2 separate regions of the Homo sapiens genome follow, and region 2 is linked to region 1. A link is a loop called in an ENCODE intact Hi-C map of the cell type or tissue named here. Cell type or tissue: A673. All regions are shown on one strand. Links, peaks and the distances in the headings refer to the core of each region. The heading gives the core; the rest is flanking DNA.

Region 1 (16,905 bases), core at 4,103-12,102:
TTCACAATGTTGGCTAAACTGGTCTCAAACTCCTAAACTCAAATGTTCCGTCCGCCTTGGCCTCCCAAAGTGCTGGGATTACAGGCATGAGCCACCGACCAGCCTAAATAGCAAACTAGTTTTTTTATTACAATCCTCTCTATTATCTGAGTTTAGTAATTTACAGTTTTCTTCTACCTTATAGTCTGTTTCCTCTAAGTTGCTTTGTTGTTGTCTTTCTCTTTGTTTTGATGTCTGTCTTTCATGGTAGAGACTTTCCCCAAGGGTCTGGTAATTCTTATTTAAGAAAGCAGCACTAAAATTAATTGGAAGTTTTTATTCGTGGGTAGATCTTGTCATTGAAATGCTTCATTGTATAATGACTTGATTGGACTTTCTAGCTAGAGAACCCCCTGTGTGAGCATCTTTAGGCATTTTCCTTTGGGCTGGTCAGATTCCCTGGAGAATATTTTTCAGTTTCCTGCTTGGTGGGTAAAGGCCTGGTTGTGAGAATTCTAGGAGATGGGTTGGGCAGTGGAGGGGTGAAGCAGGGGCGGCGGGGGAGTGGGGTGGCAGGGGCAGTGGGAGGGAGTGCGGTATCTTAATCCCCCTGACTTAATATGATACCTCTGTTTTGGATGCTCCTCCCTTAAGATCTGTCTTAACTTCTTCAGAGAATACCTTTCTGTCTGCTGAGCATGAAAAAAGGCAGTTGCCTGACTGTACAGAGTAGGGGATGGTGTCTGAAGATGTTAAGCATCATTTCATATGCTCTATCCTTTTGGCTATCCCCTTTTGTGGGGTACCCATTTAAATCTTTCATCCATTTGGGATGCCTTTTTCTTACTGATTTGCGAAAGTTTTTTGTTTGTTTGTTTGTTTGTTTGAGATGGAGTCTCGCTCCCATCGCGCAGACTGGAGTGCAGTGGTGCGATCTTGGCTCACTGCAACCTCCACCTCCTGGGTTCAAGCAATTCTCCTTCCTCAGCCTCCCGAGTAGCTGGGATTACAGGCGCACACTACCATACCCGGCTAATTTTTGTATTTTTAGTAGAGACAGGGTTTCTCCATGTTGGCCAGGCTGGTCTTGAACTCCTGGCCTCAGGTGATCCACCCCGCTTCGGCCTCCCAAAGTGCTAGGATTACAGGAGTAAGCCACCACGCCCGGCGATTTGTAAAAGTTTTTATAAATTTTAGTTTGGAGTCCTTTACCAAATATGTACTTTGCAAATATCCTTTTTTAGTCTGTGGCTTGCCTTTTCTCTCTTTTAATGGTGTCTTTTGATGAACTGAAGTTCTTATTTTTTACAGTGTCAAATGGAAGCCTCAAACAACTCTCCTGCCTCAGCCTCAATTTTAGCAACTTAAAAAGGAATAATGTAATTCAGAAGTCTGGCTGTCTTTCTGAGCTTGCTGTAATAACGCTGCAATAGTACTTGCACTGAGCAGAAAACCATCTTTGTTCCAAGGTTCAGGGTTATGTTTCTTGTGCCAGCTGTCATCAAGATTAAACATTACCAGACACAAACTATACCTTGCTATTCTAGGATCTCTGGCACCAGTAAACAGGAAGAAAGGGATCAATCTTGGATTGTTATGGCAGACCATATGGCAACAAAGCTTTGGTCCCTAAAGGCAGAAGGATGAAGCTTCCAGGCCCAGGGAATAATTGTCTCTGCTTCCCTTCTTTACAACTTGCATGTTAACCTAATATCATTTTGGATAAATTTAATGCAATCCTGCAGATATCTTGCCACTCCTACCTTCAACAAAGCAAAACAGAAGGACCAAACATTCCGTTATACACAAATGATAAGGTTGTATTACCTTTAGCAAGGAGTGGCTTGAAGAGACAATTGGCCTACTGGCTAATTATTGACAAAGAGAAGGGCTATAAATCAACTTTTCAAAAATAAGAGCCACCATTCAACTGTTTTTGGCCTATAACAATGGTAACTTCAGGCCAGATGCTGTGGCTCACCCCTGTAATCCCAACGGTTTGAGAGCCTGAGGTGGGCAGATCACTTGAGGTCAGGAGCTCGAGACGAGCCTGGCCAAAATGGTGAAACTCCGTCTCTACTAAAAATAAAAAAATTAGCCAGGAGTGCTGGCGCATGCCTGTAATCCCAGTTACTCAGGAAGCTGAGGCACAAGAATTGCTGAACCCAGGAAGCAGAGGTTGCAGTGAGCCAAGATTGCGCCACTGCACTAAAGCCTGGGCAACAGAGTGAGACCCTGTCTCAATGAATAAATAAATAATGATACCTTCATACAATCAGCTTACTGTCTTTGGCAACTTTGCTGCAAGTAGTTTGTTGGAAGAATGCCAGGAAATAAAATCCTCAAATTAAAGCTGCTTTGTTGTACACAGCACAGAACAGGGACTCCATAAATATTTATCAGGTGATTTTGAGGGTGCTGAGATGGGTGTATGAGTTATACCCGCCTAAAAATTACTAGGCTTCAGATTATTTTAGCCAAGCTATATGGACTGGAATTTGGACCTTATTTGTCTTTTTGTCTCTATGGAGACTCTTGGAGCTGATCAGAGGTACAAACTATTTTCAGGCGCATGCCCTTTTTATGATCCTCATGTCTCAGAGGAGGCTGTCAATCTCTTACTCACGTCAGCTGACAGGTAAGCAGCATGGGCCAGTTAGTGTTCAGCTATACTCCAGGCACTTGTTAGAGAATGAAATATACTCATCTCATGCCAGTGTTTATCAAGAGCTCAACTAAGACCTATAGACCAATGGAATAGAATTGCAAATCTAGAAATAAACCTACATATCTATGGCCAATTGATTTGGACATTGACACGATATCAAGACCATTCATTTGGAAAAAAATAGTTGTTGTCCAAATGGGACAACTGGATATCCACATGCAAAAGAAGAAAGTTGGACATCTACAAATATATCATACATATACACCTACATATACTCCATATATGACATATAAAAAATTAATTCAAAATAGATCAATGACCTAAATGTATGAGCTAAAACTATACAACTCTCAGAAGATAAACTTAAGGCTAAATATGTATGACCTTGGATTAAACAATGATTTCTGGGTCATGATAGCAAAAGAACAAGCAACCAAGGAAAAGACAGATAATTTGACTTCATCATATGAATGTATGAAAAGGTGCTTAACATCATTAGTCATAAGGAAAATGCAAAACAAAACCACACTGAGATACAACTTCACACTCACTGGATGTCTATAATCAAAAAGATGGAAACTTACACTTGTCGAGGATGTAGAAAAATTGGAACCCTCATACATTGCTGGTGGGAATGTAAAATGGGGCAGCTGCTGTGTAAATCAATTTGGCATTCCTCAAAAAGTTAAATACAGGATTACCATATGACCTAGGAATTCCACTCCTATGTATATAACCAAAAAAATTGAAAACGTATGTCCGCACAAAAACTTGTGTACGAATGCTCATAGCAGCATTATTCAGAATAGCGAAAAGGTGCAAATCCAACCTAAGTATCCATTAACTGATGAATAAATGAACGAAATATAATATATCACACATCAGAACATTATTCAGCCATAAAAAGAGATGAAATATTGGTATATGCTACAACATTATTGAAACTTGAAAACATGCTAAGTGAAAAGCTGACAAAAATAATTCTACATATTGTATAATTTCTTTCACGTGAATCCAAAATAGGCAAATCCACAGCAAAATAAAGTAGAATAGTGGTTTCCAGGGGCTGGGTGAGGGGAATAGGCACTGAATGCTAAAAGGCATGGAGTTTCTCTTTGGGCCAATGAAATGTTCTAGAGTCACGTGGTGGTCTTAGTTGCACAGCTTTGTGCATTTGCCAAAAACCATGAAGTAAACACTTTAAAATGGTCAGTGTTATGATATGTTAATGATATCTTAATTTTTTAAAAAAGAGAAAGAAAATAACTATGAAATAATTTAGTAATAGATGATTGAGCTCCACATCATAAGAACTATAATTAGGCCAGGCGTGGTGGCTCATGCCTGTAATTCAGGCACGGGGAAGCCAAGGGAAGAGGATTGCTTGAGCCAAGGAGCTGGAGACATAGAGGGACCATGTCTCTACAAAAAATTTAAAAATTCGCCGGGCATTGGCGGCACATGCCTGTAGTCCCAGCTACTCAGGGGGCTGAGGCAGGAGGATCACTGAGGCAGGAGGAGCCTGGAAGGGTCAAAGCTGTGGTGAGCTGTAATCATGCCACTGCACTCCAGCCTGAGCAACAAAATGAGACCCTGTCTCAAAATATATATATATACTTGTAATTTTACAACCTATAATTAAGGTATACACATGCATAAAGAAATATGAAAGAAGATTTAAATAAAATTGAGATCACACCAAATTTCTGCATACCTTGAAATGGTTCCTAAAAGGCTTCTCCGTATTTGAAGATTTAAGTGTTAATGTTTTTACTATTTGCAATAAATTCTAAATCTTGGATGATGATTAATCTGTAACTTCATTGAGGTAAGCACTTTTTCCAAGGGTACATCTTTATTGTTTTCCCCTCAGTAGGCATAATTACTGTCAAAAATTAAGGTAATACAGAAGGGCCAGGTGTTGTGGTGCATGCCTATAATCTCAGCACTTTGAGAGGTCAACGCAGGAGGATAGCTTGAGCCCAGGAGTTTGAGAGCAGCCTGCACAACATGGCAAAACCTTGTCTCTACAGAAAATTCAAAAATTAGCCAGGCACGGTGGCACATACTTGTAGTCCCAGCTACTCGGGAGGCTGAGGTGGGAGGATGGCTTGAGCCAAGAAGGCGGAGGTTGCGGTGAGCTGTGATCGTGCCACTGCACTCCAGCCTGGATGACAGAGCCAGACCTCGTCTCAAAACAAAAACGAAAACAAACCAAAAAGATTAAAGTAATACAGAAAAGCCCTACTCCTAAATCACTCTAACCTTTGAGATAATCTGGTTTTATATCCTTTCAGTTCTTCCTTTTAAGGCAAGATACGAATTGTGTGCCCTGTGGATGTGGAAGCGTATCACTTACCTGTGAGTGAGACAAGGAAACAGCCACTGTGGAGATGTGAATGCAGCTTTGTTTTATTTTTTGACCATATGCCCAGTAACTCATTAAAAGTTTGAAGTGAGTATTCCTGCACCATTCAAGAATATCCGAATTTATTAAAGTTATGAATAACCGGCCGGGTGTGGTGGCTCATGCCTGTAATCCCAGCACTCTGGGAGGCTAAGGCAGGCGGATCACGAGGTCAGGAGATCGAGACCATCCTGGCCAACATGGTGAAACCCTGACTCTACTAAAAATACAAAAATTAGCTGGGCGTGGTGGCGCGTGCCTGTAGTCCCAGCTACTACAACTCCAGAGGGTGAGGCAGGAGAATCGCTTAAACCCAGGAGGCGGAGGCTGTAGGGCGCCGAGATTGCGCCACTGCCCTCCAGCCTGCGCAATGGGAACGAGACTCCATCTCAAAAAAAAAAGTTATGAATAACTTCATCGATATCATAGTCATAATTCTAGTAGTGAATGCATACTGTACTAAATGTTTCCTAGGTAGCACAGCCCATGCTGACTGTTCTGCATACTCAGGATAATGGAATCCTCCCAACAATCAGTCTTTTACAGATGGGGAAACTGAGAATTAGATGGGCTAAGTAACTTGCCCAGGACCAAAAAGATGGCAGAGCTAGGATCTGAACCCAGATGTGGTTGATCACAGAGTCTAAACTCTGAACAACTATACTTCTTAGAATATCATAGATCTACTCCATGTGACAAAATATCCACACAAGTTGATGGGGGAAGGAATAAATTGCATAACAAATGGGCCTGACTCCATATTATATCACAAAATTATTTCTAGCTATTAATAAGTATAAAAAGTGAAAGGAAACCATTAAAAATAGAATATAAATTGTATCTTAATTTATAAAAGAAAATAATTTTTTAAAAATAGAAAATATAGGTAACTATTTAACTGATTTGGGGGCGTAAGGGAATTATCAATAAATTTACTGATTTGGGGGCTTAAGGAAATTATCAAAAATTTACATCGTATAGATTATAGGTAAAATTATCACCAGCAAAATTAAAAGACAAACTACAAAGAAGGAAAAAGATTTGCTACTAATATGACCGAAAAAGTACTAGTATCCCTAATACATAAAAATCTTTTATTCAACAGTAGGAAAAATGGTGACATCTCAATAACAAAATGGCAAAGGACATGAATACAGAATTTACGGAAGAGGAAACATAAAGGACTAATAAATTACTAAAAAATACAAATTAAAATAACAAAGGGCTGTCATCTTTTGCCGTTATTATTAAGGGTGATAAGAATGATGATATGAGTATCTGCCGGATGTGGAAAATGGTGACATTCATAGACTTTAGTACAAAGGATTGGTAGAGCCTTTCTGGAGAGCAATTTGGCAATATGTATCAACATTCATAGAGTGCCTTCACCACTTGATGTAGTAATTCCCTTTCCAGAAGTCTATCTAAAGGAAAGAATTAGCAGGGTGGCAAAGATATCTCTATAATAAAAAGATTATAAATAAAAGTTTAATAAAAGGGAATATACTTCCACTATTAAAAATCATATTTCTGAGGCCGGGTGCAGTGGCTCACCCCTGAATCCTGGCATTTTGGGAGGCTGAGGCAGGAGACTTGCTTGAGCCCAGGAGTTTGAGACCAGCCTGAGCAACGTAGTGAGACCTCTGTCTCTATAAAAAAATAAGTTAAAGACATCATATTTCTATACAAAGATGATCATTATAGCATTATTAATAATCCCTTAATTTTGAGAGGAAATTGCTGAATTCAATTATAGGAGAATTATTGAATAGAATATAGTACATTCAAATGAAAGAATATTATAACTTGGTCCTGCTTTCAAGGAAGTTTTAACACCATTGGGAAATTCTAATATGTTAAGGGAAAGAGAAGATAGGCCAGGTGCAGTGGCTCACGCCTTTAATCTCAGCACTTTGGGAGGCCAAGGCGAGTAGATCGCTTGAGCTCAGGAGTTCAAGACTAGCCTGGCTAACATGGTGAAACACTGCCTCTACTAAAAAATACAAAAAATTAGCTGAGCGCGGTGGGCCTGTAGTCCCAGCTACTCCAGAGGCTGAGATGGGAGAACTGCTTGAGCCTAGGAGGCGGAGGTTGGAGGGAGCCATGATCGCACCACTGTACTCCAGCCTGGGCAACAAAGCAAGATTTTGTCTCGAGGAAAAAAAAAAAAAGGAAAAGGAAAAACAGAAGATAGGAATTATTTAATATGTATCTTGTCTTTACCTTTGGGTCATGAGAATATTATTTTGTCATGCTTGCATATTTTGGGTTATATTTTTTACTTGGTTGTAACTAATATTTTATCTATAATGAGCAATTTATTCAATTCACCTGTGTATAATCATCCTGTTTACTTACTCATTTATTTGCTTATTTACCAATTTATCCACTTAATAATTTGTTTATAGAGACTGGGCTTGAATTCAGGTTCTGGCAGATAATATTTGGGCAAATTACCAATCTTCCCTAGTCTCTGTTTTCTTGTCTATAAATGAGAAGAAATACATCTACTCTGCATGAGTAAATGAGGTAATGTATATAAATACTCAGCATGATAACTCACTCCTAAAAGCTGCTCAAGAAATAGCAATTGATATTATTTCATTATTGTTATTTTTTAAGTAGATGCAAAGAAATAGTGGGGAACCAAAAATGTGTGGGCAAAGACCTTCACATTCTCCCAGTCAAGGGAGTTATTGAAATTATAATTTTAAAACAAGAACTGTAAAATATATTACATTTTTGGAACTTAAAGGGAATGTAAATGTCAATGTAAATCAAGGGTCAAACATTGAAAAAATATAACCTTAGAAATAATGCAGTGCACTGAGTAACCCCAGGACATTCTCCAGTGTTGCTTCACAACTATGCCATTGCCACCTAGTGGAATTAGTAATGCATTATATAGCCCAGAAAATTTGAGATTTTATTTTGAAGTATTAAATGGTTTATATAGAAAGGCCAAATTACACAAATATTCTCCTATATGTCCCCATCATCTCCTTTGGACTACTGAAATACTCATCTAACTAGTCTTTCATCTTACATCAGAGCCCCAACCCATTCTCCTACACAGAACAGGCAGAGTAAGCTTTCTAAGATATAAATCAGATCATGTTACTTACACAGATTGAAAATGCAAAACACCTTGCATGGCGTGGAAGCTCTCCAGCTTCATCTGTCCCAGCCTTGCTGATTACGAGTCCCAGTGACCATCTTTCCAGTAAGAATTTTCTGCCTCAAGGCTCCCAAATATACAGGGTTTTTTGTTTGTTTGTTTGTTTTTTGACAGAGTCTTGCTCTGCCGCCCAGGCTGGAGTGCAGTGGCATGATCTCGGCTCACTGCAACCTCTGCCACCCAGGTTCAAGCGATTCTCTTGCCTCAGCCTCCCAAGTAGCTGGGATTACAGGCACCCGCCATCACGCCCGGCTAATTTTTGTATTTTTAGTAGAGACGGGGTTTCACCATGTTGGCCAGGTTGGTTTCGAACTCCTGACCTCAGGTGATCTGCCCGCCTCGACCTCCCAAAGTGCTGAGATTACAGGCGTGAGCCACTACACCTGGCCCCAAATATACAGTTCTCTCTGCCTAGAATGTTCTTCCTCAGCTTTTTACATGCCAAATTCGTCATCCTTCAAGACCAAACTTATTTCCCTCAAACAGATCTTTCCGCAACTACATTATGTACCTCTATTATTTTCTCTCATAGTATTTTGTTCTTTTCCTTTACGACATTTCATCACAAATTATGCTCAGGTATTTTTTCCTGTTTGGTTAATACCTGTTTCCCCCTTCAAACTGTATGCACCATGTTTAACAATGTATATGTCAAAGCTTAGTACTGTGTAGTACAATAGTATGTGTGCATTAAGGAATCTATATAATGGAATGCCATTTAGTCACCAAAAATAGTGTGTTCGATGGGTATTACTGACATAGAATGTTGTACATGATATAACTTTAAGTGAAAAAAGTAGGTTTTATGGTAATACAATCATTTTTGTTTTTAAAATATGAATATATACTACATACATATTTACCATATATTCCAAATATATGTGTTTAAAAATCTGTGAGGTGTTACCATGGTTATTTAAGTTAACAAAATGTGAGTGTAGTTAGTTTTCTTTCTTTCTTTCTTTTCTTTTTTTTTTTTTTGAGATGGAGTCTTACTCTGTTGCCCAGGCTGGAGTGTGCAATGGTCTGACCTCGGCTCACTGCAACCTCCACCTCTTGGGTTCAAGCAATTCTCCTGCCTCAGCCTCCCAAGTATCTGAGACTACAGGTGTGCACCATCACGCCTGGCTAATTTTTGTACTTTTGGTAGAGATGGGGTTTCACCTTGTTGGCCAGGCTGGTCTTGAACTCCCGACCTCAAGTGATCCGCCTGCCTTGGCCTCCCAAAGTGCTGGGATTACAGGCGTGAGACACTGTACCCAACCAATTTTCTTATTTTTGCTTATCTTTTAAAATACTAATTATTTATCACCATTGTTGATATAATAGTTGAAGTTGAGATCTAATGGGATCATATCCTATATGGGACTGAGAAAGTTAGTTAGTATGACTAGTTAGCAGTAAACATTGCATTCAGGATGACTACTAACATTAGTGAGGTCTGAGGCAAGAGGACAAATGGAAGACTCTGCTCCCATTCTCTTCCCACTCCTCGCCCCAGCCCACACTAGGAGGGGCTGCTCACGCTTACCTGTGGACACCTGAGCCCACAAGGGCAAGCTCCAGCCACATCTCCTGCTACAATCACAGCCAGTATCCATCCTTAGGAAGAAGTATCTGGAGAAGAAACTCATACAGGCCTTGTCTTGGGAGGGAGTTCTAGGGTACTAGGATTCTGGAGAGTGGTATTAGGCTTAGGGTGGGCCTGTCCCCTTAATCCCATGGTGGACTCCTTGCCCCATGGAAGAGGACCAGAGAGAGGAGGGCAAGAGCAGGGAGCCTGGTGTTCAGGATCTAAAGATTGTACTGATTGCATCTAATCAAAATTAACTCTGAAAAATCTCTTAAATCATCCATAAAGTACAATACTGTACATATGTGTTTTATGTATGCAGCCCTATATTATTATTTTTAATTTTTCCTTGTCCATATTTCCCTATGGCTCTCAATTAATTTAATTTCATCTTCCATGATGTTGGAATCAACACCCACTTACCTGGTTACTTGAACAATGTTTCCTTCTATATCCATGGTGAGTAAACCCTTAAAAGCATTCAGATTTTCTTGATAGATTGGCTTTTAGGCTTGATGACATCTATTGCTCTCATAAGTTAATACATCTATAAGATGACTCCTTGTATATTTTGGAAAATGGCAAGACTCAAAATGACAAGTTGAAAGAAAGGGAAATTTAATGATTCTAGGTTACCAGCTTGAACAACTGGTTTAACAGTGTTACTATTTACTGAGATATGAAAGGTTAGAGGAAGAAGCGGTTTAGATGTATTATAATTCATTCACCTGATTCTCTATTGTTGGGTATTCAGGTTGGCTGCAATATTTTATAACAAGGAACAATAGTCTGATTTGCAGCAAAATCTTTTCACATGTCCTTAATTTCTAAACACAGAATTGCTGGATAAAAATGTGCACATTCTTGAGATTTTATTTTATTTTATTTTATGAGACCGAGCCTCGCTCTGTTGCCCAGGCTGGAGTGCAATGGGGCAATCTCGGCTCACTGCAACCTTCATCTCCTGGGTTTAAGTGATTCTCCCTGCCTCAGCCTCCTGGACCAGCTGGGATTACAGACATGTGCCACCATACCCGCCTAATTTTTGTATTTTTAGTAGAGACAGGGTTTCACCATGTTGGTCAGGCTGATCTCGAACTCCTGACCTCAGGTGATCCGCCCACCCGACCTCAGGTGATCCGCCCACCCTGGCCTCCCAAAGTGTTGAGATTACAGGCGTGAGCCACCACGCCTGGCCCATTCTTGAGATTTTTAATACACGTTTCCAAATGACTTTCAAAAGAGCTGTTTCCTCACACTGTTAACATAAGAGTAGATTTCAAACACTCAAATTCTGTCTCCCTCCCTCTTTCCTTCCGTCCCAGTTTTCCTTTGTTCATTCAATAAGTACCTACTATGTCCCACACAGGGCCTGACATAAATCTAACTTTGCTCCTTGCTAGGGGTTAGGAGATGATCGGGGAGAAGGAAGTGTAATGGAGAACTCTAGAGTTTTTAACATGAGTGACTTGGATATTCTACCCACAAACTTGTTTGATTCTGGACACCAGACAAGATAAGCTAAAATTCCCTCTTTATTTAAATTGGTGGTGCCACTGAGAGTTTGTAAGAAAAAATGTTCAACTTCACGCAAACCAGAAGTAGGACACTGAAAATAGGCTTTGCCCCCAGGGAATTATAATTTAGTGGGTACCATTTTACAATGCAAATTTGGCCCTCTAATTAGCCAAATGGCCACAGCAATTCTCCAGCATATGAGGTAGGTCTGTCCTATCCAGGGATCTGTCTCATGGCCGCTGATAAAGGATGGGGCTGGGCACAGTGGCTCACACCTGTAATCCCAGCACTTTGGGAGGCTGAAGGGACAGATCACCAGTTTAAGAGATCAAGACCATCCTGGCCAACATGGTGAAACCCCGTCTCTACTAAAAATACAAAAATTAGCTAGGTGTGGTGGCACGCGCCTGTAGTTCCAGCTACTCAGGAGGCTGAGGCAGGAGAATTGCTTGAACCCGGGATGCAGAGGTTGCAGTGAGCCGAGATGGTGCCACTTCACTCCAGCCTGGCTACAGAGTAAGACTCTGTCTCAAAAAAAAAAAAAAAAAAAAAAAAAAGGATGGAGCAGGAGGCCCAAGGTCAGGGCAGGAGTCCTGCATCATGAGATCATGAGGGCCCCTTTCTGTGCAGTACAGAGGGACCAGCTTCCACCCTGCTGATTTAAGGGGAAATTTCTAACTACTTGGCTTGAGTACCTAAGTTGCTAGATGTAACTCTGACCTTGAGGATAAAAAGGAAGTTGGTGGACTTCCTTATTGTCATCACTCAGGTAGGAGAGTCCAACCTAACGCTGTCACCTCTCTCAACTGGCACTCAGTGAAACACTTGAGTATGCTCAGTACTGTAGTCACTTCTACCAGAGGTCCGAACTTACTGGAAAAGTTAGGCCTGTGCAAGACTGAAAAATACTGACAATGCACCAGTGTGCTGAAGGAATTCAAAGCAGATTCCTGGCTGGGCGCGGTGGCTCACGCCTGTAATCCCAGCACTTTGGGAGGCCGAGGCGGGTGGATCAAGAGGTCAGGAGATTGAGACTATCCTGGCTAACACGGTGAAACCCCGCCTCTACTAAAAATACAAAAAATTAGCCGGGCGCCGTGGTAGGCACCTGTAGTCCCAGCTACTCGGGAGGCTGAGGCAGGAGAATGGCGTGAACCCAGGAAGCGGAGCTTGCAGTGAGCCGAGATCGCGCCACTGCACTCTGCCTACCTGGGCGACAGATGGAAACTCTGTCTCAAAAAAAAAAAAAAAAAAAAGAGATTTCTGAAGTCTTGTGAACCTAATGCAAGATTGGATTATGAGTGTCGCTGCTCTATTCTCTGAATGTGGGTTACTATATAAACTCCTGTAATCCAGAACTCTTTTAATGACGGTGGCTCTAATGCTTAGTTGAATAACTTGCCAGAGGCTCTCTGACCTCTAGTAATATAACTTAAGTTTCTGAGTCATTGTGATCTCAACTTTAAAATGGGAACCACTCTCTGTCTCATGATTCTTACAAGGATTTAAAGATAATGCCTAGAAAGCCCTTAGCACAGTGGCTTTTGCTTACTAGGCAAAAGGAGAAAAAGTGTTCAGTAAATGATAGCTGTTCCAGGAGCAATGTATGCCATTCCAGCACATCTAATTCATAAAATATTAATGCATTCCATTTATCACATCATATATTTGAAAACCAGAGGAACCACTTCCAGGTATTGTTTTATAAGGAAAATAAATAATTTTAAGGTGAAATAGTTTTTAAAACGCTTAACACCTGCCTTTTAAAAATATATGATACGGTTAAACCTATGGAACTCTGGATATTTGTTACTTTATTCAACATTTTCTGAATTGTTTTTATTTATCAAAATTATGCTATATATCTGTGTCTTTCTGAATGGACTCTTGCAGTGCTTAACTCAGTAGGACATCAAAGCAACACAACAGCACGTCTATCTAGACCATCCTTTTTTTTTTTTTTTTTTTTTTTTTTTTGAGATGGAGTTTCACTCTTGTTGCCCAGGCTGGAGTGCAATGGTGCGATCTCAGCTCACTGCAACCTCCGCCTCCCGGGTTCAAGTGATTCTCCTGCCTTAGCCTCCCGAGTAGCTGTGATTACAGGCATGTGTCACCACGCCCGGCTAATTTTGTATTTTTAGTAGAGAGGGGGTTTCTGCCTGTTGGTCAGGCTGGTCTTGAACTCCCAACCTCAGGTGATCTGCCCATTTCAGCCTCCGAAAGTGCTGAGATTACAGGCGTGAGCCACCATACCCGGCCTAGAACATCCATTTTGGATAAGCTTGGCACTGACTCATAATCAGCTCAACTTTCTGGCACATTTTTAATTTGAAAGAAAAGAAAGAGATATATTAAAAAGGGATGCATGATTCTCAGTGAAAGAAAAGAGTCTTTGTAACTCTCCCTTTTACCTCACCATGCACATGTCTCCGGGACAAAGGAAAGAGTGTTTGTAACTTTAATTTCCCATGCCCAAGAGAACGCCGACATTTTGTAAATAAAAAAAGTCACCAATTTTCCTGACTTTTATTTAATCAAGTGTTTTCACTGCCTTGGTCTTTCTAGAACTCTAACAAGAAGTAAAATAGGACATTTGGCCTCTTTCCTCTGTTCCTGCCAAAACCTTGGGGTGATGCAAGGCAATAGGGCGCATTCTGCTAGGGTCAGGGTCGGGGATCCTGGATGGGGAGGGCTTGGAGACCATGCATTTGTTCTGAATAATGGCAGACAAAAGAGAACTCTAATCAAATGCTTCCTCTAATCAAATGCTCGAAGAACTGCTGAACGGCATAGGCACTTGCTGTTCCAGAAGACAGGGCAAGGAGCACTGCATGGGAGGTAGGAAGCAACAGATTTTGCTCTCAACTCTCAGAGCAGGCAGCATGGAAACATATTGCCTTCTTTTTTTTTTTTTTTTTTTTTTTGAGACAGAGTTTCACTATTATGGCCCAGGCTGGAGTGCAATGGTGCAACCTCGGCTCACTGCTACCTCTGACTCCCGGGTTCAAGTGATTCTCCTGTCTCAGCCTCCAGAGTAGCTGGATTACAGGCACATGCCACCATGCCCGGCTAATTTTTGTATTTTTAGTAGAGATGAGGTTTCATCATATTGGTCAGGCTGGTCTCGAACTCCTGACCTCAGGTGATCCACCCACCTCGGCCTCCCAAAGTGGTATTATTACAGGCGTGGGCCACCGCGCCCAGCTAGAAATACATGGCCTTCTAAGAGAACTTCTGAACTAGGTAGAAGGTAGAAATTACTAAATTAATTTGTATTAATAATTAACAGTTGGCTATACCTGTAAGTTGGGAGTTCCAAAGCAAATAAGAGGCTTCTCGGAATATAGATGTTCAAACCTTCTAATTCTCAGATTGCAACATATGGTCTTTCCAAAGACTGGTTTTCCTTTTCCTGTCTTGTGTATGTCTTGAAAGATACTCTCTTTATAAAACTACAATGAAGGCACAATCTCCTTTCTTATCCTGTGAGCTTATTAAACACAGATAAAATTTACTTTGAACATACTTTAAAATCCTTCAAGTACAAATACAGCAGGGTAATATTTCAGGATCATCATTATCTCCCCATATCAGGCACCAGCTTTGTCTTGCAGCCACATTTGAGCAGGCATTTATATTAGTGCTGTTCTGTGCTACAGCTTTGCAAACTCGCATTTTTTTCTATAACCATATGTCTCTATGCTAACTCTAGCGTTCTTCAGCTTGTAAATCTTTTTCTTTTGTGTCTTTTCAAACTTTTGTCACTTGGCTCTATTTTGATTGTCAAGTTCACTGCCAAATTTTGTTCAGTTACAATCTGCCAACATCTTGGCATTTCCAGGATGTTACATTAAGAGTAGATGAGTGCAAACAGAGCAAACTACATGCAATGAAGACTGTCCCCAAAAATGTTGTCCCTCTAAGTCAAAGATTAACTTTTACCTAAATTTTTGAGAGTAAGGTCCTTTAGGCTGTTGACTTGGCCAATGAGCAAGAATCCACAGTCTGTTAGACAATATCTGCTAATAAGAAAGTCACATTTCAGCACGAGTGGCTAAGAGATTCTCTCCTGATTTGGGGGCAGGCCAGTCAGGCACAAGCTGCTTATCTGTGCAACTGGGGCAGCTTAACCCATAGGCCAGGAAGGCCTGGCTTTGGGAATCATTTCAGGGTTGTGGCCCACATCTAGTGGTGAGCAAATATTGACAGAACTGGGGTCCTCTTGGAACAACAGGGGAGTGGGAAGGGTGGGGGCTAGTTAATGACTGTCAGACTCCATACCCAAAACAGCTCAAAATCTTTACAAAGACATCAAGACAGAAAATCTGTAAGCTAAGAAGTGTGATTTTATTTAATTAACCTGTTCCAGAGGTAAGCCCCATAGGACAACACTGAACAGCATGATCTAATGGCCAATTACTACTGTTGCAGTGTGAACTGAAGGCTGTGAGCTTCCTGGTCTTTTAAAAATTATTTACTTCTAATTATCTTTTTCTTTCTTTCTTTTTTTTTTTTTTTTTTTTTGAGACGGAGTTTTGCTCTTGTTGCCCAGGCTGGAGTGCAATGGCGCAATCTCGGCTCGCTGCAACCTCCGCTTCCCAGGTTCAAGAGATTCTCCTGCCTCAGCCTCCAGAGTAGCTGGGATTACAGGCATGCACCACTACACCCGACTAATTTTTTGTATTTTTAGTAGAGATGGAGTTTCACCATGGCCAGGCTGGTCTTGAACTCCTGACCTCAGGTGATCCGCCCGCCTCGGCCTCCCAGAGTACTGGGATTACAGGCGTGAGCCACCGCACCCAGCCTATTATCATTATTTTTAGAGACAGAGTCTCATTCTGTTGGCTAGACTGGACTGTAGTGGTACAATCATAGTTCACTGTAGCCTCAAACTCCTGGGCTCAAGCAAAACTCCTGCCTCAGTCCTCTGAGTAGCTGGGACTATAGGCACATGCCACCATACCTGGCTAATTAAATTGTTTTTTTTTTTTTTTTTTTTGTAGGGATGAGATCTTGCTATGTTGCCCAGGCTGGTCTCAAACTCCTGACTACAAATGATCCTCCAGCTTCAGCCTCCTGAGTAGCTGGGATTACAGGTATAAGCCACCATGCCTGGCTGCTTCCTGGCCTTCTGATGGCTCACTGATATCAAGGGCAAGATAGAAAAAGAATGGAAAGGACTAGCATTTATTAAGAATCTGCTGTGTGTTGGGCACTGGTTTCAGGATATAATCACACTTTTCACTCAGTCTTCAAGAGAAGGCATTATTAGCTCCTTTTGCCAGGTAAAGAAAGAGAAGTTAAGGAACTTGGCAAGGTGATGGGGTGGGCAAGATCCAAACTCAAGTCCATCAGATTCCAAATTCCATGCTTTTCCACCAGACCATGATAAGTGCATAAAGACATGCATGGTATGGCTGAAGACCAAGCAGGAGGGAGGAGGGTGAAACAAGGTTTCTTTATCCTTCTTCCATGAGGGAAGGTCCTGATCATGTGTACGACCACAAAGTGAGCATCTTACCCTGTTGTGAAAGGCAACATGGTAATGTATCCATTATCACTTATTATTTTAAAAGCATGTG
Region 2 (16,271 bases), core at 4,253-12,252, 110 kb before region 1:
TTCATTCTCTAAACTGCCTTGCAGTCTTTAAAATTACCAACATGTCATCAGATAATAGTGCAGATATGAATGTCCTCTAGAAAAACAATATTCCAATTCAAATAAAATTCCTCATTTACATTTGTTTTATCAAGGAAACAAAACATCCTATCAGTGGGCAGTAAATTTTTAGAGAGAATGAGCTACTATTAATACTATTATACAAGTCTCTATGTAGAAAGCAACGCAAATGTAGGCAGTAATGGTCACTCCTTGGAAGAAGGTTGGTTATCATAGCACAATATATTTTAAATGAGAATGAAAAAAAGTCAACAAATGTAAAGTTTCAAAAATGAAGAAAAATACAAATTCAGACCTCTTAAAAATGCCCAAAGAATTATTAAATACTGTAATTTTAATTTAGTTTAGCTCAAAGGATGTGAGTTACAAATTATAATTGACTTTTTAAGAACAGTTATGTTCCACATAACCATGGGTTTTACCCCAAGTTTGGGAAAGATATCTATGTCAATTTTTGTAATAATTAACATTTCTTTGAAAAGAAAGTGAATGTAGCAAAAGGACTGAGAGAAAACAAACCTCTGAATGAATGGCTGCTTGAAAAAGTCATGTGCCAATTAAGTCAAAGATACGCAGATTTTTTTCAAAACAATTGCTTAAAGCATTCCATATGTTATGAAAAAGAATATATACATTATTTGAGTATTTAGGTACCTCCCTTTATAACCTATCCTTCTTAGATAAAAATTGAGTGATATACATTTTTCAATCCTCTATGTAACTTTAATAAACTTTGATTCCTATAAGAGATGCTAAAAATCAGCATAATTATTATCAGTGTCACATTCAAGTGGGAATTTTACCAAACACAACTATTAAAGGTAGGATTAAACTAGACAACAAAATCAAAAAATATAAGGCTTTCAAAAATCTTACCCATCACCTAAAGTGATGGAATGAAAAGAACTGTAGTTAAACAAGGCAACATATAAAGAATACCCCCCTTGCCATTGTTAGTGCAGTAGGTAAAGAACTGAAATTTGGGTGATTTTAAGCTGTTGTGTCTAGAAATTTCTTATCACAATATTTTGGAAAAAAGAAAATTATATACAATCTAGTCAATAAACAAAAGAGGAAAATTTTGTAAAACTTATTTATAAAAGAGGAAAAATAAACCATTTGAAAACCTTTTTACCATTCCCAACATATGATTTCAATTTTTAGAAAACCTTGGATGACTATGTATTTTTAAAGCTTCTGTGTTAGAACTAAATAATAGATAGTAATGAGATTTTAAAAAGACAAAGTACAGAAGAAAGAAGGCAAGATTTAAAAGCTTTTCTCCCCAGGCCTTAGGGTTACCATATGTAATTAAACATTAGAATAGTCAAAGTAATCCAAGAAATACAAAAATGAGTTTTTATGTTAATTAAACACTGCCTTTTCCCCCATTTACTCTTCAATCATCAGTTTTTTGCTTGGTATCTGCTTGCTTCTATGATACTGCACAGTAGGTTCCTGCAAATGCTTCGTACTAGGTGTTTAATGATAAAAGATTCCAGGCCTCAAAGCAGAACACAGCAAACCTGATTTTCACTACTACCAAATTCCTGTGATTAGTAACTGCACAGAAAAGGCCACCTAATCAAGACGGAGGGTAAACGTATTCTGAGTAGACACTATTGAGTAACAACATTGTTCAGGCTGCTAGCTGAACCAGTCATTCCATTTTCACTTTTCTGAAGTGTTCTCACAGCACTTGGAACCTGCATCCCAGTACTCAAAGAAAGTCCACCACACCATACCTAAGAAAAGACAAAAAAACCTGTCAGATTGCAAATCAAACTAGAATTTCAGTGATTTTTAAATTTCCATTTCAAAGGCAAAATGCCACACATATGAACATCAATCATTCTCAAACACATTAACTGTCATATTTCAGCTGAGGGGAAATGGAAAGACTAAATCAGAATTATTTTAGAACCACAGAGGCCAGAGGAGGTCTTGGTGGTAGCAGAACCAACTGAAGCTGCACCCAAGAGAAGGAACTCAGGGGTGCAGAAATTGAGAAACTTCATTGGCTTAATCTAGGCAAAAGGTATTACCTATCATTACTGATGCTAATTTTCACAACCAAGGGAAGCATACAAAGCACCAACTTACTTCCCACTTATGCTTTTGGTTTTGATAATGAGATATGGCCTGAGACTATAAAAATCTAACACCCCTCAGTTAACAGTAAAATCCACTGTTTTCTTCCTTACCGTGTTAACTATAAGAACTCTTATATAATTATTTAAGAAGGACTCCTGACAAAAATGCAAATCCCAATATCCAGATGTACTTCCCATGTTCTATTACTTATCATAAATGTGAATGACTTTGTGAAAGATAAAACTGCTTTGCTTAGGCTGGTTCAACATACGCAAACCAATAAACGTAATCCAGCATATAAACAGAACCAAAGACAAAAACCACATGATTATCTCAATAGATGCAGAAAAGGCCTTTACCAAAATTCGACAGCCCTTCATGCTAAAAACTCTCAATAAATTAGGTATTGACGGTACATATCTCAAAATAATAAGAGCTATTTATGACAAACCCACAGCCAATATCATACTGAATGGGCAAAAACTGGAAGCATTCACTTTGAAAACTGGCACAAGACAGGGATGCCCTCTCTCACCACTCCTATTCAACATAGTGTTGGAAGTTCTGGCCAGAGCAATCAGGCAGGAGAAAGAAATAAAGGGTATTCAGTTAGGAAAAGAGGAAGTCAAATTGTCCCTGTTTGCAGATGACATGATTGTATATCTAGAAAACCCCATTGTCTCAGCCCAAAATCTCCTTAAGCTGATAAGCAACTTCAGCAAAGTCTCAGGATACAAAATCAATGTGCAAAAATCACAAGCATTCCTATACACCAATAACAAACAGAGAGCCAAATCATGAGTGAACTCCCATTCACAATTGCTTCAAAGAGAATAAAATACCTAGGAATCCAACTTACACGGGATGTGAAAGACCTCTTCAAGGAGAACTACAAACCACTGCTCAATGAAATAAAAGAGGACACAAACAAATGGAAGAACATTCCATGCTCATGGATAGGAAGAATCAATATCGTGAAAATGGTCATACTGCCCAAGGTAATTTATAGATTTAATGCCATCCCCATCAAGCTACCACTGACTTTCTTCACAGAATGGGAAAAAACTACTTTAAAGTTAATATGGAACCAAAAAAGAGCCCACATTGCCAAGACAATCCTAAGGAAAAAGAACAAAGCTGGAGGCATCACGCTACCTGACTTCAAACTATACTACAAGGCTACAGGAACCAAAACAGCATGGTACTGGTACCAAAACAGAGATATAGACCAATGGAACAGAACAGAGCCCTCAGAAATAATACCACACATCAACAACCATCTGATCTTTGACAAACCTGACAAAAACAAGAAATGGGGAAAGGATTCCCTATTTAACAAATGGTGCTGGGAAAACTGGCTAGCCATATGTAGAAAGCTGAAACTGGATCCCTTCCTTACACCTTATACAAAAATTAATTCAAGATGGATTAAAGACTTAAATGTTAGACCTAAAACCATAAAAACCCTAGAAGAAAACCAAGGCAATACCATTCAGGACATAGGCATGGGCAAGGACTTCATGTCTGAAACACCAAAAGCAATGGCAACAAAAGACAAAATTGACAAATGGGAGCTAATTAAACTGAAGAGCTTCTGCATAGCAAAAGAAACTACCATCAGAGTGAACAGGCAACCTACAGAATGGGAGAAAAATTTTGCAATCTACTCATCTGACAAAGGGCTAATATCCAGAATCTACAAAGAACTCAAACAAATTTACAAGAAAAAAACAACCCCATCAAAAAGTGGGCAAAGGATATGGACAGACACTTCTCAAAAGACATTTATGCAGCCAACAGACACATGAAAAAATGCTCATCATCACTGGCCATCAGAGAAATGTAAATCAAAACTACAATGAGATACCATCTCACACCAGTTAGAATGGCGATCATTAAAAAGTCAGGAAACAACAGGTGCTGGAGAGGATGTGGAGAAACAGGAACACTTTTACACTGTTGGTGGGAGAGTAAACTGGTTCAACCATTGTGGAAGACAGTGTGGCGATTCCTCAGGGATCTAGAACTAGAAATACCATTTGACCCAGCCATCCCATTACTGGGTGTATACCCAAAGGATTATAAGTCATGCTGCTATAAAGACACATGCACATGTATGTTTATTGCGGCACTATTCACAATAGCAAAGACTTGGAACCAACCCAAATGTCCATCAATGATAGACTGGATTAAGAAAATGTGGCACATATACACCAGGGAATACTATGCAGCCATAAAAAAGGATGAGTTCATGTCCTTTGTAGGGACATGGATGAAGCTGGAAACCATCATTCTCAGCAAACTATCGCAGGGACAAAAACCAAACACCACATGTTCTCACTCATAGGTGGGAACTGAACAATGAAAACACATGGACACAGGAAGGGGAACATCACACACCGGGGCCTGTTGTGGGGTTGGGGGAGGGGAGAGGGATAGCATTAGGAGATATACCTAAGGTAAATGACGAGTTAATGGGTGCAGCACACCAACATGGCACATGTATACATATATAACAAACCTGCACGTTGTGCACATGTACCCTAGAACTTAAAGTATAATAAAAATAAAAACAAAAAATAAAATAAAATTAAAACTGCTTGTGAACAGAGCAGCTATAATTCAATAAAGTGAGACATAAGATTTGGGACACAGTCAAAAGAATTAAAATATGAAAATACAGATCATTGACACTATCATCAACTACCGTATATATTAATAGTAGACACAAGCTTAAAGCAAGGGAAATTCTAGAAGTTGTTTAAGTATCATCACCTTCAATTATACCCTTAAGTGTTCAATATCTACTAAGTAACTAGATTATTATACCAAAGAATCTACTGAACTGTGAAATTTGTAATTATATAATTAACATTATAAATTTTCAAAACTAACAGGCTCAGTAATGATAACTCCCAAAATACAAAAGCAACTTTCTGATTATAAAACTACTATATTATTTTTTGGAAATTATTTAAATGATTTAGAAAAATATTTACTCAAAATATCTAACATGAAGATGCAAAGGGAAATCAAGAAGAAAACATAAAACCTTTGTGACCTTGAGTTAAGCAAAGCATTACCCATAATAGGGAAAAAAATTACCAAATTGGACTTCATAACAAAATGAAAAACTTCTCTCTGAAATGTTCAGAAAATGAAAATGCAAACCATAACCAGGAGAAAATATTTGCAAAGCATATATCTGACAAAGGATTCACATCCAAACTTATAAAGAACTCTTAAAAACAGGAAAACCAGGCAGTGGCTCATGCCTGTAATCCCAGGATTTTGGGGGGCCAAGGCTGGTGGATCATTTGAGCCCAGGACTTTGAGACCAGCCTGGGCAATATAGCAAAACTCCATCTGTACAAGAAACATTTTTTAAATAGCCGGGTATGGTGGTGGGCACCTGTAATCCCAGCTACTCGGGAGGCTAAGGTGGGAGGATCACTTGAGCCCAGGCAGTTGTGACTGCAGTGAGCTGTGATCGCACCACTGTACTCTAGCCTGGGTGACAGAGCGAGACCCTGTCTTAAAAATAAAGTAAAATAAAAAAATAAGAAAACAATTAAGTCCTAAAAAGTAAGCAAATAATTTTAACAGATACTTGAAATAAATTATATGAATGGCAAATAAGGACATGAAACATCATTTGTCATTAGGAAACTACAAATAAAAACACAATGACATACCACTACACACCTATTAAAATGGCTTAACAACAACAAAAAATCTGGTAATATCAAATAATGGCAAGGATATGACCAACTCTCATATCACTGATAGGAAGGCAAAAAATGGTACAGCCACTTTGGAAAACATTTTGGTAGTTCCCCATGAAGTTAAACATACACTTTCAATGTGATACAGCTACTCTATTACTGCTCTTAGGTATTTACCCAAGGGAAAATCCCATATGTAAATGCTTATAGTGATTTTATTCATAACTGCCCCAAACTGGGAAAAACCCAAGTGTCTTTCAACTGGTGAATGAATGAATAAACTGTGATACATACATATATGAAACACTACTCAGCAATGAAAAAAAGGAGAATACTGACACCACAACAACATGGATGAATTTCAAATGCAGCATGGTACGGAATCGAAAGGCTACATACCATACAATTCTATTTATACGATGTTCTGGAAAAGGTACAACTATAGGGCCTACGAACTGGTTACTGATAGCTAGGGCTGGTTGTGTGGAACGGTCCACTATAAAAGAACACAAAGGAATTTTCTAGGGTGATGGAAATGTTCTATATCTTGATTATGGTGGTGGTTATACAACTGCAGGCATTTGCTAAAAACCACAGAACTGCACCATACTATAAATTCAATAAAACTGACTTAAAAATTAATCTTGTACACAAAACATTTAATAGGCATTAACGTACTTAATAAAAGCAAGCCTTCAATGAAGGAAAAAAAATTTTAACAAGCTTAAAATAATTTCTTGCAGTATCTTATGACATATACTAATATAATTAGAGTATTATTTGGAATGAAAAACAATAAACTCAGTACATACATACATGAGATAGATTCAAATTAAAAGTAAATCTACTATTTATAAAAGCACACCTAAGTCTTGGAAAAAATTTTTCTGCATTCCACATGGTAAACAACTCATCCTTGATGGACCAGTTTGGAAAAATAGCCAAAAATGCGTAATATGGCAGAGGTTTGTACAAAGTTAAAAAAAAAAAAAAAAGGAAAAAGAAACAACCCTCCCTTCCAGTATCTTTATGTTTCCATGAGCAATAACTTTAGTCACTAATCACTTACTTTTAATGTAAAAATAGGTGTCCTGGTTATTAGCATTGTTTTAAACTTAAGAGATTAAAGTATCTGGAATAAATAATTACTATGGATAATGAGATTTAAAAGCACTGTATTTTCAACCCACTCTTACTCTGAAAACTTTCTCCTTATAGTTGAGAAGTTACAGTTAGGGGTGATGACAGAAGAATATACATGCAAAATATTCCATTTGAAATATACCATCTTGACTTATAGAGGTAGCCTCCAAATTTAAGAAAAGCTCTAGCCAAAGTAATGGTAACTTTAACTGGATCCCACAACTCCCCACGGGAACCTAACCTATGAAAAGATGCAGAAGGTTATGAGTTGGAAAAAGCAATAACATTTGCTTAAATAAATTCAAAACCATGTTTTATTTTGTGCAGAGAAACAAATTTTTCTTTTCAGCCTGAAATTGAGTAGACCTGCAATTACACAGGATGTAATTGCTATGTGGTGTGCATACATATATTCAGCATAGCACACAAAGACAGTCATCTAATATTTTGTACAAAGATGACACTGCACTATGATCTTGTCAATAAATGGTCCTGGAATAACTGGATATCCATGGGGAATTAAAGAACGTATCTAGATCCTTACTTCATACCAAACACATCAATTCTACATTGTACTTGCATTGTAAATGCAGTCTATATCTAAATGTACAAGGTAAAGCTTTTAGAAGAATATTTTCATGACCTTGGGGGTGCATACTGATTTCTTAAACAGAACACAAAAAGTGCTAACTGTAAATGAAAAAATTGATAAACTGAACAAAATTAACTTTTGTTTATCAAACAATACCAATAAGGAAAAAGGAAAGCCAGAGTGAAGAAGAGCCTACAAATTAACCCATAAGAAACACGAAGACAACCTAATAGAAATACAAGCAAAAGATCTGAATAGCCAGTTCACAAAAGCATATACCCAAATAGTCAACAAATATATAAAAAGGTGCTCAACAGCACTAGTAATCAAGGAAATGCAAATTAAAACCAAAATGTAATATATCATCCACTAGAAGGACAAAAAATTTTTTAAAAGATAATACTAAGTGTTGACAAGGATTTGAAGGAACTCAAATTCTTACATACTGCTAGTTGTAAATTAGCATAACCAACCATTTCAGAAAACCGGCAATTTTACAGTTGATTATACATATACGATATGATCTAGCAACCCCAATCATAGGTATATACTCAATGGAAATATACACATACATTTATCAAAAGATATGAACAAAAGTATTCATAGCAGTTCTATTTGTATAGCCCCCAAATGGAAACCACCCACATATCCAACTAAATTAAAATTTATAAATCAATTGATATAGTCACAGAATGGAAAACTATACAGCTATGAGAATGAATGAACTATAACCACATAGAATATGGATTAATCTCACAAGCATAATGTTGAGTCAAAAAGATACTGTATGATTCTGTTTATATAAAACTGAAAAGGAAGTAAATTTAGGGTATTAAAAGTCAATACAGTGCTAACACTGGAGAAGGGCCATTAGGGACTGGAAATGGGCACTAGAGGGGGCTTCTGAGGTTCTCGTAATGTTCTAAGTGCTAGTTACACATGAGTGCAGTCCTATAAAAACTCATCAAACTACATGATTTGTGTACTTCATGTATTAACATAAACTTCAATAAAATATACCAAAAATATATAAAAACAATCACAGATTTGGGAGAGGGTGAATTGGGGAAATGGAGGAGAATATGAAGAAAAAACAAAATATTCTCCTTCTCCAAATATACAGTATAGAATATTCTCCTTAAAGTTGCCAACCAAGTAAAATATGTTAGGTATATATAAGATATAAAACATACTAACCATGAAACCAGGTAGTACTGGCTGAGTAAATTTTGTCTTAAAGGAATATAGCAACTGTTTAGAATTTGCATCATAGAATGAAAGTTGACCTAAAAAAGAAGGAAAAAAAGCCTAATTTATTATACAAAAAATTGTAACATTTAATTAATTCTAACGCATAATCATGCAAAAAGTAATAATATATAAGTTGGCATTAATTTTTGTATGAGGACTGGATTAATTATTCTCACTTGAAAATCAGAAGGACAAATGCTTAAGGAAAAGCCCAATCCAATTTTCTTCCCCTGGTTTTCAAGACCTCTATAATACCTCTATAATCTAGCACGATTCGACTTATTTAATACAAACTATTTCCTTATTTGATCATTATTTAACAAATGGTTTCATTAGCCCAGTGTAAACCAAGGCCATTTCTTCCTCCTTATTTTTCCTATAACCAGCCTCTCTGCCCAAATTCTAATCACCATTTAAGGTTTACTCTATTAAACCTTGTCTTCTATCTACCTGATGCGATACTGATACTCCAGTCTCTAAAATCACAATATATCTATCACTGCTTCAATTTTGTTAATTTTTTTAACAGAGGCGGGGTCTTGCTATTTTGTATAAGCTGGGCTTGAACTCCTGAGCTCAAGCAATCCTCCACCTCAGTCTCCCAAAGTGCTAGGATTACAAGCATGAGCCACTATGCCTGACCTGCTTTGTTAATTTTTAAAATCACCTCACAGTATATCCTTCAATAGGATCATGCCCTAAAAAAAACTGTCTGTCTGACCTCCTAAACTGGCCAACCAAATGGCCTCCTTACAGCTGTTATCACTTCTTGAAACTCTTCTCTGATGACCATTCCCTTGGTTTGTATCATAACCCTGGGGATAACTTCACCATCTCCTCCTTTTCTTCCTGTTCTAAATGTAGCCACTTTGTCCATGCTCTCTTTTCTTTATATAATGCTTCCTTAATAAATCAACTGCCACCAAAGAGGAAGATAAAATAAACTAATATTTATGCACATTATTATGTAGATTGTTTAATATTTTGAGGTAATGTATGTAAAGTACCCAGTACTTTGATCTCGAAGTTGGTAAACAGCATAACGGTACATATGATCACAAAGTTAGTAAACAGCAGAATAGTAATGCTTAAATATATTGTCCTGTACAATCTTCCATAGCAATTCTGTAATGCTGTCTCAAATATTTAATGTCAGCTCTACTTAACTGCTGAATTCTAGCACTGAATTTCAAAATGCTTGCTAAACATGCCACATGATTATCCTGCTGGCATTTCATTTCCCCCCAAAACTCTATGTTCCCTATCCTGTTGACACTGTCATCCTCTTGATCACACTGGCTGGAACCTCAAAGTCATCTTCAACTGTCTGTCCTCAGCTGATCTGTATTTAGTTACTAAGTCCTATGAATTCTACTTCTACACTGTCAAATCCATTCTTAATTCTCCACTGCTCAGATGCTTGTTGCCAGTTACTCAACACTTATTAAGGGCTTTCTATGTGAAAAGCACTAGCCAGGCAATAAGGGCTTAATAGCTAACAAGAGACTCAGTCCTGCTCTACACCACTTGAAGACTGCTTCCCGAAAAGTCTTATGCTTGCTATGCTTTCGATCTCTTCCATCTTTAACCACTGACTCTCTAATATTTCTAAAACTCAATTATCTTATGACTATAGTGTTCTAAAACATGCAGAACCACCCCTCCCCACTACTGAAGACCAGTCCATTATTATTTTTCAAGGCTCTCAGAATCTGATCCTATTCCACAGTACAACTTCCCCTTGCCATACGTTATGTTCTAGACTAAAAACTGTATCTCACTACTACCTTTATGGACTCACAGAGTATGGGAAAGGAGAGAGAAGAAGCAAATGTTGTCTTGGTAGTTGAAAAAAAAATGTGTGCTAATAAATTTGCCATTTATCCTGAGGAAAATGATTTAACTGATTCAAGGTGAATAAGTTAAAAAACAAAAAACACAGCAAAGCTAACATGTCATCACTAAAAATAAATCAAGCCAAAATTACTTTTTCTCCTTTTTTGAGTAAATTAACTGACAGCTCACGGAATTATTTGGGCACAATATTACTAAAATAATAAAATTTGGTATTAGCTTAAGTGTCAACTTGGAGAAAAAACATCTAGGGAATTACTTTAGTTCAATATTATGTCATCTTCAAAATTATTATACATTAGATGACTGTAGAGAATATGCTTATGAAATAACTAATTCAATGAGCTTTAAAATTTTTTCAAAATATAAATATCAAGTAAATTTTTAGATAATTTTAAGACGGGAAATTTGGGCCAAATCTATTAAGATGAAACTAAAAAAGGGTAAATGTAATAGTCTTCATTTGCATTACATATAACATTGAGTTATTTTTAAAAACCATAAACTGGCTGGGTGTGGTGGCTCATGGCAGTAATCCCTGCACTTTGGGAGGCCCAGCCAGGTGGATCACTTGAGGTCAGGAGTTTGAGACCAGCCTGGCCAGCATGGTGAAACCCCGTCTCTACTAAAAATACAAAAATTAGCCAGGCGTGGTGGCATGCACCTGTAATCCCAGCTAACTCAGGAGGCTGAGGCAGGAGAGTCGCTTGAACATGGGAGGCAGAGGTTGCAGTGAGCTGAGACTGAGCCACTGCACTCCAGCCTGGACAACAGAGTAAGACTCTGTCTCAAAAACAAAACAAAACAAAACAAAAAAAACCAAAACCATAAACTGCCTAACAAAAGAAAAAGACAATTTGACATAATGCCGTGAAAAAAGATCTAATGGATTAGGGTAGCTACAAGCTCAATATTGATCAGCAGTGCTAAGTCATACTATTAGAAATAGCATAGCCAAATTACTGTCCTTTGCTGGTCAGAGGTCATGTGTTCCACTCTAAGACCAACCTTTAAGAAAAACACTGACATACTAGACAGCCATAGGAGATTATAAAGACTTGGAAAAATTAAATTTTAACAGGGGCAGCTAATAACAGAATATATGGTCTGGAAAAACAGGGCAAGAAAGTTTTTAATAAAGGATTATCGTGTGAACATGAGTGAGGAAACGTAATTCTGTGTTTATTCAGATGGGAAAATTTAAGGGAAACAATGTGAGTCAACTTAAGAAAAATCTTCTAACCAAGAGCTGTCCAACAATGAAACAGGCTGCTTTCTAAGACAGTAAACTTCACATTAAAAGTTCTTCAGGCACATAAGTGGCAACTACCTGCAGAGATAGTGTACTAAGAACTGTATACTGTGTGGCAGATGGAGTAATTTCTTTTCTTTTTTGGATTAGACTACACTGTGTTAATAATTTTGTAAGTAAAGAAATTCTGATATTGAGGGGAAACCCCTTTGGCCCCTCTAAAGATATCATGAGTCATTCTGAAGAATATTTTTAAAGACAGCAACTTGAAAATTAAGAACATTCCATTCGTTTCAAGTGTGATGCGGTTTGGCACAGTAAATATTTGCTGTATAGCTTATGTTTACTAGGATAGTAGAAAATATGGCTCTGGTATCTTCTTGAATTTTTTTTTAATTTTTGTAGGTACATAGTAGGTGTGTATGTTTACGCAGTATATGAGATGCTTTCATATAGGCATGCAATGTGTAATAATCACATCATGTAAAATGGGGTATTCATCCTGGGTTGGGTAATTTCTAAGATCTACTTCAACTAGAAAATTTTGACTATCACTCTTTAGAGGTAGGTAATAAAACATGGTAAGGAAGGAATTAAAATGGACAGAAGAAATGTTAGTGCTGAAGACTAAAATTAGCAAAATCTTTCAGACTTAGTATATTATAAATGAGTGCTTTTATAGGGCTCCAGGCAGACATCACATATACCATTCCAGTCAATTCTAGAATTGAGATTATGATTGCAATCAAAAGCCTACCTGATCAAAATGTCCTTCCCACAATACTAATGGAAATCCTGTATAGATGATTACCAGTGAAAGGTACTGAAATGCAAGCAACTATGATGAAATAACCTACGAGAAAATAAACTTACCCCCATCAAAATCACAAAATACACCTATTTTTTCAGGAACAGTAACATCCAAAGCTTTGACTTTATTATTATGCTTTGCTGCAAATGTGTTTTGTAGCCAGTTGTTGACATGGATACACCAACTAGTGTTTGTCTTTCCCAATTGGTCAAATTTCCCCAACGTTTTGTATGCTACTCCCACACTGTAGGATTTACAATCCTTCTGGGCCTTGACCTCCCAATAATGTTGTCCACTTTCAATAGCAGTGTCTCCTACAAAAGATCAGAAAGGTAGATTTGACTCATCTCTTCCTTATGAGTCACACAGTTTTACCTACCACTCGTCCCAAAAAAAGACACAAAAATTTTTATTCAAGTACTTTTCCTATAAGAATAATCATGTTAACACACAGACATTAAATGCTGAGTACCTGCTCTAACTTTACCTTTACGTTTAGTACTATTCTTGAATATAAAACGCTTCAGAGGTTTTCTTCCTTACTATCCCCCCTCCCGGCTTATATATAAAGATGTGGGAACACTACGTAAGCTGAAGTAGAGTTTTAAAAGTATCAATAATAATAAGACAATCTGAAAACTCCCCAAAGTAATTAGGCTTCAATTGGGAGAAATTTCTTGCAAAGATTTATTCAATATACAGGCAGTCACTTTGAGTGGAAAGTCCACCAGTGTGATTGTGATGCCTTTAATCTGAGATAATGAAAAACAATTATGTTTTGTCCTACCCAGCACTGTGTATGATTCTCCAGTAAAACGATCTCTACTGCCTCTTACTGCTGGTGGCCTGGAGCCTACAGATGTTCGTTTTGGGGATGGTGTACCACTTCTATATAAACAAAAAGAAAAAAGAAAAACAAATATTTTATACTGTAAATGTTTCATAAACTAAAACTAGAAATCATGGAAGGAACCTCTGAAAAGATTTCTAATTATGTTATAGAAATAACACCATTCAATTTGATCTGAACTAGTTAATTAAAGAGCGCTGTCAATTATAAACACTGAAATGTAAGAAGCTATCAATACAAAGCAGGCTGAAAACACTAATGGCATGCAGACTGAGCAAGGCTTATACAAAGAATACACGGCTGAAATAAGAAACAATGCTAAAATGTGACAAGATTTACTAAAGAAAAAAAAGAACTCAAGAAAGATAATGAGTTACAGCTTACATTTTTTTGCAGTTAAATGAAGGCAAAAATAGGTTTCTTCTTATAATCCTGACTAAATAACTCTTTTTATAAGCAGTGAGTATTTTTGCTCTGAATCTTACCTTCTTAAAAATAGAAATGGCGGCCAGGCACGGTGGCTCACACCTGTAATCCCAGCACTTTGGGAGGCGCCAAGGCAGGAGGATCACCTGAGGTCGGGAGTTCGAGACGAGCCTGACTAACGTGGAGAAACCCCATCTCTACTAAAAATACAAAATTAGTAGGGCGTGGTGGCACATGCCTGTAATCCCAGCTACTCGGGAGGCTGAGGCAGGAGAATCGCTTGAACCCAGGAGTCAGAGGTTGCGGGTGAGCCATGATTGCACCATTGCACTCCAGCCTAGGCAACAAGAGCAAAACTCTGTCTTAAAAAAAAAGGGACGGGGGGGCTGCACGCGGTGGCTCATGCTTCTAATCTCAGCAATTTGAGAGGCCAAGACAGGCGGATCTCGAAGTCTGGAGTTCGAGACCAGCCTGGGCAACACAGTGAAACCCCGTTTCTACTAAAAATACAAAAATTAGCTGGGTGTGGTTGTGGGTGCCTGTAATCCCAGCTACTCGGGAGGCTGAGGCAGGAGAATTGCCTGAACCCAGGAAGCAGAGGTTGTAGTGAGCCGAGATGGCGCCACTGCACTCCAGCCTGGGCAACAGGGCTAGACGCCATCTCAAAAAAAAAAAAAAAAAAAAAAAAGATGGAAATGGCAATTATCCAAATCCTTGCACAGGATAATATCAAGTATTATCAAGCATTTCTCCTACTCAAATAGACAAGATCCACCTTGACTTCCTCTTATATCAAATTATATGATATATGGAAAACTGGAGTATTGGGATGTTTACTAACATTCAAAAACTCAAAACAGATTCAGTCCCAAAGATGTTTTCAAAAACATTTTAATTATATTGAATTACTGCATTTAACAAAAGATTTTTTGGTCAAGATTATCCTAAAAGTATTTGGGGGATATGGGGATAACTATATTCTCACCACTAGTTAGAAATAAAAACACTTTTTTCTAACATAGCACTAGAAATTTTCTTCCTAAGAAAAGATCAACTGAGTAGATTTTAATATAAGCTACCAATACTAGACTAGAAATCCCTGATGGCAAAGCAAGAATACAGATAAAACTTAAAGTCATTTCATATGATTCATTTCATATGACTCAGTGACTTCATTCTGCATTATTTAAATGTCTTGCTGTCAGAAATCAGACTTATTAGACAATTTCAAAGAACTCAGGACCACTTCAACTGTCTCCTTTTTAGTGTATAATATTAAGTAGCAAAAGTGTAAGTCTAGAACTACAACACTCACATGACTTAGTTTAATTCTTCCCAAGGGATTTCAAAGGTCCTTTGTGTAAAGATGTTTCTTTAAAAAGACAACTAAAAACTGACTATAAGTTCTGTTTGAACAGATAGCATGAGCAAAGCTGAATGTGGATAGGTAGATTAAAATTTCTGTGAAACTTGTGCTAAGGTAGGCAGTAGTTTCTTGCTATTGGGTACGGGGACAGCAAAACAGAACGTGAGGGGGGAAAATTCCAGAATAGTTGTTGAGATCTCCAAAATGAAGGATAGAAACAAATAAAAATTATTAAACATTTATACTTTTTATTCTGAATACCAAAAATATATGTTTTCACTTCTTCAAGGTTTGAGATGAACATGTATTCTAAGCTGATCTTATACAATACTTGTAAGAGTCATTAACTAGTATAGTAAGAAAGTAAAACTGCAAACATTGTCAACTGATAACTCAGGAAAAAAGAACTGTATCATAATTTTCTTTCTGATTCATTTTATACAAGCTGATAGAGAATGTTAAAAGCCCGATCACAAAAGGTCTGTATGTTTTCAAAAGCTTTATCTTAAGCTCAGGAGAAAAGATAACATTACATTTGCCTCAAAGTTTAAAAAAATAGTACATGCAGCTCTATTTTCCTGATCTTGTGAGGGGCAAAGACTCTTGAAATCAATGGTGTTTAAACCATGTGCTGAACTCAAGGGAATCCACAGATGCCACAGAGGTACTCTGGGAAGAAGCCAGATTTAGGGCTTCCTCCCTCCTTTAACCAGCTATACTTTTCTCTTTTTGGATCAGGCTTCTGGAAACATTTCATGAAAGAAACCATGCTGTTGCTTTTCTTAAAAAGAGGTGTGAAAAAACAATGTTTTAGATGCAACATTAAAAGAAGACATGAAAAGGAAGA

Evidence for each region. Hi-C counts contacts between places; a loop is a spot of excess contacts. Peaks named below come from ENCODE experiments on the same cell type or tissue, not always from the same donor. Only the 100,000 strongest peaks of a DNase experiment are listed, where the experiment ranks them.
Region 2: a loop joins it to region 1, with 2.2 times the contacts of the local background. A loop is called at or near these places in 11 of 110 quality-filtered maps.

What each region holds. Positions count from the first base shown.
Region 1 is chr9:105,417,257-105,434,161 of GRCh38, reverse strand. It overlaps a transcript of SLC44A1 not described here. Among named protein-coding and RNA genes, the nearest start is that of FSD1L, 22 kb to the left of the region's middle. In A673, for the core only: a CTCF peak has its summit at 7,943 (motif pointing left); no DNase peak of the experiment used is centred there.
Region 2 is chr9:105,531,892-105,548,162 of GRCh38, reverse strand. It overlaps FSD1L (fibronectin type III and SPRY domain containing 1 like), which reads right to left. Exons shown (of 14, transcript NM_001145313.3): 11 at 13,570-13,670; 12 at 12,845-13,096; 13 at 8,812-8,900; 14 at 1-1,805. The coding sequence ends at 1,680. Among named protein-coding and RNA genes, the nearest start is that of FKTN, 18 kb to the left of the region's middle. In A673, for the core only: a CTCF peak has its summit at 8,488 (motif pointing right); no DNase peak of the experiment used is centred there.